Linked DNA regions of Homo sapiens: region 1 is linked to region 2. A link is a loop called in an ENCODE intact Hi-C map of the cell type or tissue named here. Cell type or tissue: Calu3. All regions are shown on one strand. Links, peaks and the distances in the headings refer to the core of each region. The heading gives the core; the rest is flanking DNA. Region 1 has its middle 54 kb from the start of ABCB5. Region 2 overlaps ITGB8 (integrin subunit beta 8).

Evidence for each region. A loop is a pair of places that touch in the nucleus more often than their neighbours do. Peaks named below come from ENCODE experiments on the same cell type or tissue, not always from the same donor. Only the 100,000 strongest peaks of a DNase experiment are listed, where the experiment ranks them.
Region 1: a loop joins it to region 2, with 5 times the contacts of the local background. A loop is called at or near these places in 2 of 110 quality-filtered maps.

Annotation. Positions count from the first base shown.
Region 1 is chr7:20,559,709-20,564,106 of GRCh38, forward strand. No RefSeq gene overlaps it. Among named protein-coding and RNA genes, the nearest start is that of ABCB5, 54 kb to the right of the region's middle. RefSeq lists enhancers at 1-274, 495-995, 898-1,192. In Calu3, for the core only: no CTCF peak of the experiment used is centred there; DNase peaks (open chromatin) are centred at 2,043, 2,471 and 2,993.
Region 2 is chr7:20,405,681-20,410,078 of GRCh38, forward strand. It overlaps ITGB8 (integrin subunit beta 8), which reads left to right. Exons shown (of 14, transcript NM_002214.3): 12 at 382-491; 13 at 3,935-4,098; 14 at 4,195-4,398. The coding sequence ends at 4,317. Among named protein-coding and RNA genes, the nearest start is that of ITGB8-AS1, 76 kb to the left of the region's middle. In Calu3, for the core only: no CTCF peak of the experiment used is centred there; a DNase peak (open chromatin) is centred at 2,321.

The DNA of each region.
Region 1 (4,398 bases), core at 150-4,149, 150 kb after region 2:
CCTGAAGGGCCACAGCTCCTCTCCTTCTCTCTTCTCTCCTTCTTGTCACTGCAAGGCGGTGGGCAAGGGGCCTGTTTCAGCCCTGTTTGTGTTACAGCTCTTTTAGTCCCACCATCCCACGGATCCCAACTTCTTCTCCCATGCCCAGGAAGAATGAGGTATGCAGACAACTGGAGGGTGAATAAGGTGAGGAGGTGGTTTATTGAGCGACAGTACAGCTCTCAGGAGACCTAAAGCGGGTAGCTCTTATCCGCAGGCAGGTAGTCCCAAAATCTGCTCAGGCCTCAGCTGAGAGGAGACCCACAGTGTGTAGCTCCACTCTACAGGCAGTCTGTCCTGATGTCTTGCTCAGCCCTCAGCTGAGAGGAGACCCACAACGGGTAGCTCCTCTCTACAGGCAGGTCATCCTGGACATCTGCTCTACTCAAGTCTGGCTGAATCTGGGTGATTCTATGGGTTTCAGGTGGAAGGAAGGGTGTGCTGATTGGTTTATGAGTAGTCATGGGCAGGCTTGGAAAAAGCACCTTAAGTTCTCACTTCGGTGGGCAGAACTGGCAGCCCAGCCCTGAGACTTCGGGCCATCCCAGGCCCGAAGGTGGGGCTTCACCAGGCACCTGACCCTTTCTGCCCAGGAGCCTGTCTGCCTCCCACCCTCAACCTATGGCCACCAGCACCCAGGCTGTTTGTGACAAGGTGCCTGCAGGTCCACACCAAGCCACCCTCAGTCCCCCCTGGCCTCCCTCTTGTGCTCATTTGCACCCAAAGTCCAGAAGGGGCCGAGGAAGCAAGAGACTGGCATGTCAGTGCTGCCCCTAGCATGCGCACACCCGGCCAAGTCATGACAGCACCAGCACTCAGCCTCAACTTTGCTCTGAAATCAGAAAGGGGAGAAGCCAGGCAGGGGAAGCAGGCATTTCCAAGCTTGCAGGGGCAGGGGGCCTTCCCAGGCCCCCAAGAGCACAGGAATACCAGGTTCGCAGCCACAGCTGAGTGGCAGCAGCCGCGCCGGGGAGGGAGGGGCTCCCGCCGCTCCAACTAGGAAGGGGTGGGGCTTCTGCCTGTTCCTGGCTCCCGCTGGCTCCACGGAGCGTGTAGCCCTGCGTAGCCCTGGCCCCACCTCCCCAGCTGCAGACAGTGTCTTTGCAGCAGCCATTTCAGATGGGCCGCGGGTGCCGACACTTACTCCTCAAGCACAATGGAGAAAAATCTGAAATTGCACTTACTCAATATTTATGAAACAATCTAAGTTAAATTTTAAAGCATTCATCTTTCTTGTGACCCATTTTGCTGTTCTTTTCTCTTTTTTTTATGTATTTCACAGATACTTTCAGACATGAAACAACTTCTTTCAAACAACTTCTTTCATCTTCTATTCTTACTCTTTTGAATATTTTCCATTTACTAATACATTTTCAAGATGTTAATCCACTTAAAATTTTGGATTTCCATGTCACAGATAATTATTTAAGAGTAAGACTCTTCTCCACTTTATCCCCCACCACCAACTGATGCCATGAATTTTCCTGAGACACAGAAAATTGATGAATATTTTAATTAGTAGTTAATTCCCCTTTGAATGTGTAGCAGCTATGAAGTCCTAGGCAAGAACTGGGCCCAAATTTATCTCCTAAGTGATATATCATCACTCTTAGAAAACGTTTTAAGTAGTAACCTACGACATAAATTAAACAGATTACAGAAATCATTTACTTGTGAAAAAAAGAAAAGTAAAAGGCAGAGTTTGTGTACTGTGGAAAATTACAGATTTCGACATCCATTATCGCTTTCATGAATGAAGCCTTAAAGTCATTGAAGAGAAAAAAAATTTCCTGAGTATTTTCTAATGTTGCTGTTTGTTCCAACAGTTGCTTCAGATCATACAATCAATCCTTCATTCACTTTGTTTGTGAAACTAGTTACTCATGGTCACTCAATTTCCTTCATATTGAATCCTAACAGAGGCATTGACCAGGACTATTGTTCTCAAAGGTTAAAATACCCCATGAATGACTACGTCATTGCCAAAGTATGTCCAGGTCATGGAAACAAACTCAACAACATGGCCAAAGACTCCTGGAGGAGGGACGGAAGACCTGAATTTTGATCTGGTCTTTCTAACTAACTAAATGAGAAAAACTCAGCCAACTGTCCTATCTTGAGCCTCTGCCCTAAATATAATTTTATAAATAAAAAAGCACTGTCTAATGCAGGTTTTTCTTAGATGTGTTTCAAAGCACTAAACTGTTTCATTAAAATTTTGAGCAATTCTGAGATATACATCCCCTTCTTGGAGGTTCACAAGGAACATTATTAACATAGTAAAGTTTCTGAGAATTCCTGCAGTTCTGCTTAACTTTGTTCAACCCACACAAAATGTTTTACATGTTTTTGTAACCTAACACCCCTTACCCTCTGTGGAGCCTTCATTGAGAGTGCTGTACTGGTGATTTTCAAACTATGCTCTGTGGAATCCTTTTAGGGATTGCCAGAAAATGTGGTAAGAAGTGGAGAGCAGGAAGGTGGACAGGAAGCAGTCAGCAGGCAGGACTTTGGGACCCCAAACCCCAATTCAACCTTTTTACTCTGAGTACTCAAAATATAATATTCTTTCAATATAATAGATCCTTTAATCTTTAACAGATTTTTAATATATTTAATGAACTCTTTTAATCTATTTGAGGCCTCAAAATATAATATTCTAAAATTCTCTGACTTAGAAATGATTTATGTCTAGTATGAATTATCGTGCTGAGATTTTTATGAGATTTCACAGAAAAGCTCCACAGTGTTTCCAAGATAGTGTGTATTAGTCAGAGTTCTCTGGAGGGACAGAACGAATAAGATATATGTATAAATGAAAGGGCACAATCGGTTCTTGCAGTAGGTTGAATTATTGCTCATGATTATTCATTCCTGCCCAAACCTTGCTGTGCTTTCCTGGAGGCAGAATTTACTTCCTTGCCCCATTGATTGGGGCTTGGCCTTGTGACCCACTTTGGACAGTGGAATGTGAGTGTCTTACGTGCTTTTGTTGACCTCTCTTCATGATGAGACAAGCATGCCCCAGCTAGTGGGTATTCATCATCCAAGGCCCAGGAATTAGACGACATGTGAAGCCCAGTGAGACCAACAAAAGTACAGTCAATCCACAGCCTTCTGGTAACATGAGCAAGAAATTAACGTTTATTGTTTATTGTAATAAACATAGAAAAGTAATAAAATTGTAATGTTTATTGTAAGCCTCTGAAATTTAGGGGTTGTTTGTTGACAGCAGAAGCTGATGGCTACAATTCTAAATCAAGGGTCTGCAATATTACCCTTGAATAACTTTAAACTAGAAAATAAGATCCAAGAAAGAAGATGCTGAATTTATTAAGTTTTGTGATTAACTTATACAACTATGTTTAACATTCAATAATATTATCTTTTCTCTCTCTATGCCCAGATATCATTTTTCTCCCTCCAAGGATAAATGTTTTACTTTCCCATGATTCACAGAACAATTAGAGGTTAACAACAATGCCAGTAAAATTCATTATACATAGTTTTCCACCAAGAGAATCAAAGCCGACACTACTTTGGGGTTGAGATTTAATGAGAAAAATTTTAATGTGTATTGTCTATGCCTATGATTGTTTATAGATCACTTAATCAGGTCAAAATTAAAACTCAGCTATGCTTAATCAAGTTGTAAATCAAACAAGAGCCTTCCTACCAATACACATAAAAAGAAGGCCAGAAAAAAAAGCTATATTTATTTCATCCTAAAAATTAAATTGAAACCACATCCGCTAAACCAGGTACACAAGGAATGAGTAAACTTTTGCTTTACTCAAGTTCTTTAGATTTACAGGACGGTTATACAAAAACAGTGTCCCATAATGTATGGAATGACCATGGAATGATTCCACTTAATAGAAAGTACAGTCAGAAAAACACTTAAGAGAAAAGTCTACCAGTAAGGTATCCATCTACTAGGAAATCAATAAGGAAAGGCTTATGAAAGTAATCTGTTCTTACTGAGTTAACCATGCCCACAAAAGAGCCATAAAACCAGGAGCAAAATTATATAAAAACAGTAAGAGACAAAACAGTAGAAGGTAAAAATTTTCTAAGAACTGAATACTGATAATGAGTGTGATGCTTACAGTTTGTGATTCCTTTGAAAAATCATGAAAAAGGAATTTGTGATCCACATGGGAGAAATTTTTCTTACATAATTAAAAATAACATTAACTACTATTTATTAAGCACAGCAAATGGTTAAATGTAATCATGTAAGTAGGGCACAGCTATCTGGCACAGTACACGGCATGCCCTTTGTATAGAAGAAGACAGGAAAACTCTAAGAGTTCAAGTCACATGTTCTCACAACTATTAAAAAGTGGATTTTTAAAA
Region 2 (4,398 bases), core at 238-4,237:
TATATAAATGAAAGGTTATATATTAAATGAAGGTGACATTACTGTTTTGTGCCAATAAATTTTTCAGTAACAATTTGAGATCTGCACAAAGACTTCTAATCTAAACACTGTAACTTCCAGTTTGTTTTATTCAACATTTTAAACCATTGACTTTCTCAGATTAGTAGCTCAAGTAAGTTTTTTAGAATTATGCATGGTAATTTATTTAAATCATTTGGAAATGCAATCCTTCGATGTAATGATGGAGTTAGTTCTAATGAACATAATCAAAATTTGAATTGTTTCTGCATTGTTATTTTGTCTTTTTTTTTCTTGCAGAAAATATTATAGTCCACCACCTTTTTAAAGAATAAATATTTTCACTTCTGTTTCCCCTTGCAGGAATTGTATGCAATGCCTTCACCCTCACAATTTGTCTCAGGCTATACTTGATCAGTGCAAAACCTCATGTGCTCTCATGGAACAACAGCATTATGTCGACCAAACTTCAGGTAGGCCAAAGCTTAATAATCAAAGCACAGAAGAGTGTCTGTAGAGGATGATGTTCCCCCAAAAGACCCATAATTAACCATGCTAAAGAAAGGACTGGGCCGGGTGTGGTGGCTCACACCTGTAATCCCAGCATTTTGGGAGGCCAAGGCGGGTGGATCACCTGAGGTCAGGAGTTCCAGATCAGCCTGGCCAACGTGGTGAAACCCCGTCTCTACTAAAAATACAAAATTGGCCAGGCGCAGTGGCGGGCACCTGTAGTCCCACCTACTCAGGAGGCATAGGCAGGAGAATCCCTTGAATCCGGGAGGCGGAGGTTGCAATGAGCTGAGATCATGCCATTGCATTGCAGCCTGGGCAACAAGAGAGGAACCCCATTTAAAAAAAAAAAAAAGAGGACTGAGGGCTTTATTTTTAAATTATGAAACATTGCTTTATTCTTTATAACAATAATAAATGTGTGTTTTTGTGTCATCTTCTACCTTAGATACTTCCTTCATGTTCACTGGCTCACTTAATGTCATACAACTCTTTGAGATTGGTATAATCTCCATGTTATAGATGGGGAAACTGAGGCTCAGGGAAATTTTGTATGAGGGCTGCTGTCTCTTAACTAGTAATGTTAAGATACATGTCTTAGATCAAGATCTTCAAACTAAAAGTTCCATACACTTTTCATTATGTCACATTTATAATCATTCATCCTTAAGCTATATTTTTATCAAAATGAAAAGTACTAGGAAGGAATGGCCCTTTTGAAGTTACATATTTTGTAAAAGCAGATCATCATTACTTAGGATTTTTTTGGCTTCACCTGAAACATGAAAGCAAATATTGATTAGACATGAGGAAGTTCAGAACTAGAAGCAAGTTTGGATTATGAAGGAAAATTATGGCTCCACAGATTTTATCTGTTACTGAAATGAGTTTACATGGGGAACTCATATTTCTGGTTCACTGAGGCCTTGACAGCCAATTTATTTGGATGCCTTTCCATGGAAGTACGTTGCATGGGAATTCAGCTGTGTAGATGAGAGGGGAAAACTAACCACTCAGCCACACCATAGCAAGCATACTCATCTCTGGGAGATTTAAAAAACTGAATCGCAAACTCATTATATTGTATACATTAATATGTGCAGTTTTTGTATATCAATGATACTTAATAAAGCTGTTTAAAAAAAAAAAACAACAAAAGCAAAACAAAACAAAAGTTATTTAGAACCCAGAACCTTACTTTGCACAGGGGTAAGGTGTGGAACTCCACGGGCATTAGAAACTAACCTTGAAATTATATCTTTATTAAACATTCCCATTGCAACTATTATTTCAAGTCTCTCCCACCTGTAAGAAAAATCCCAGCTCTTAGAGAGACTGCACAAAAGAGTAAACTTTCTCCAGAGTTTTGTTTCCTTTTTCCCTCACATCCACACTGATCTTACCCCATAATGAACTTGGCTCTGAAAAAAGCCCCATGTGCTGCCAGCTGGAGCTGCGGCAATCACTCCAGAAAGCCAAGTGCCTTTCTAATAAATAGGGCCTTACTATCAACATGTCATTTATTATGTTAAGTAAACACTACTTTGACTTAAGTGTTGTTACAAAAAGTATTCTCTTAAAGCTCCTTAGGAAAAGCCCCGGCCTGACCTAAACTAAGGAAAGCATGGGCTAGGCATGAATGTTTGACCACTCATAGCATTTAAATATGCATGCAGATTTGAGCTCTGAAAATGCCCTCTGTTCTAACCTATTAGAAATATTTCTAAAATGTGTCAGTAGCTAGGGGCTGCCCCTCCCTTCACAACTATTGTGCAAGGAGAGGGAAAGGGCATTTGTTAGGCACCTCTATTATCTATCCACTCAGTTGCACTTAAAGGCTGTTCTTTCAGTCTCTCTGGCTGAGCTCCCACCAGGCGAGAAGCCAGTAAGTGGGATCAAGCCACGTGCCCCCTCTGATGATCTGCCTTAGCTGATTGAGTAGTCCTAAATCAACCAGAGGAAATGACAGTCTGTCAGAACAAAAGGCATGTATGTTATGAGCCCGAAGTCACTGTGGAGGCCTCAAAAGACACCAATTTTGAGCAGAATATTTTGGATTCTCTCTCTGTGAGACCTGTAGCAACAGAGACCTGCACTGGCATTTGGTGTTTCCATTCCAGTTGTAGCACTGGGATAGCCTTTGACCTTTCTTTCAAAGTACCTTATCACAAAAAAAAAAAAAAAAAAATAGGCTTAATTAAGTCTTCCCACTTGAGAGGAACCCTTTCCCTTATCACTGAGCTTGGCCTTATTCAAAAACATACTTAGTCCTCACTGGAAATTCTGACCCAAATCACCCAGGATTGGTTGGGCGGTCCACTATGCTAAGCCTTGGCAGGTCACCTCCGTAGTGGCCCTCTCAGGGACACCTTGGAACTTTGGATGAGGTTCCCAAACTCTGGAGAGTAGGGAGGGGAACACATGCCACTTTAGCCACAAAGTAATTTTATGAATCTGGGGCAGCTGGTGAGTTCCATGGACTACTTGCCTATTGTGCAACCATCTTCCTGTTAGATTAGGGTAATGCCTCTGGCAACAACAGAGCCTGTAGACTTTCAAGCACCAGATCTTTGGCTGTGAGGGTGTGCCAAAGATCTGGTGCTAAAATGAGATCCAGCATGCCCCTCCTCTTAACACAACATTTCTTTTTCCAGCTAGTAATTATTTGTCCTAAGCATTATTTATTCTTAAAATACACAGTGCATGTTTAGAGGCAAATGGAATAGGTGTAGTTAACAGACTAGTAAAAAGTAAATTAATGAAAATGAAGAATGATATTTTCATGTTGTCCCAAATTGGACACTCCTATTTCCTGGAGAAGCCGTGTATAATAAGAATGAAAATTTACACTTCAATTTCTGAAGAAATATTTATTCACCTATTGGAGTAGTTTTGATTTTAGCTTCTGCAGATGTTTACTTTATTTTCCATTACTGGCATGGAACAAATGAAGACCAAGCATAACAAGAGAAACATATCCTAAGGCCCAGAACTGCTCAATAATTTTTTAAAATCCTCTTTTCCATTTAGTGATCAACAGTACGTACCACAAAAACTAGTCCTCTTTCTGTCTTGGATCAAATTATGCTTGGTTATGGGACATGGACATATTCCAGTTAATACAATTAAAGAATCAAGCTGCAATGGAATAATGTGATTGAATACCTTAATCATGGCTATTTCCCAAAGGAGGGTTTTCTATTGAAAATATTTTCATAGTAAACGCGCAAGAAAAATTAGAGAGCTTTTTGTTTTGAATCAAAGGTAATTTCAATCCCGATTTGAAAATGGAGATTTGCAAATATCTTTGGCACTATTAATTGAAGTGTGAACATTATTTACTTGATAGACTCTTTGATTTACTTATTCCAATTTTTAATCCATTTATTTGTTTGCTTCATTACAGAATGTTTCTCCAGCCCAAGCTACTTGAGAATATTTTTCATCATTTTCATAGTTACATTCTTGATTGGGTTGCTTAAAGTCCTGATCATTAGACAGGTGATACTACAATGGAATAGTAATAAAATTAAGTCCTCATCAGATTACAGAGTGTCAGCCTCAAAAAAGGTCAGTGAATTCTAAAAAAGAACTGCTAACAGTATGTTATTGCCTAGTTACAATATTTAGGCCCTTAGTTAATAATAATATTTCTTCTCTATTAAGGATAAGTTGATTCTGCAAAGTGTTTGCACAAGAGCAGTCACCTACCGACGTGAGAAGCCTGAAGAAATAAAAATGGATATCAGCAAATTAAATGCTCATGAAACTTTCAGGTGCAACTTCTAAAAAAAGATTTTTAAACACTTAATGGGAAACTGGAATTGTTAATAATTGCTCCTAAAGATTATAATTTTAAAAGTCACAGGA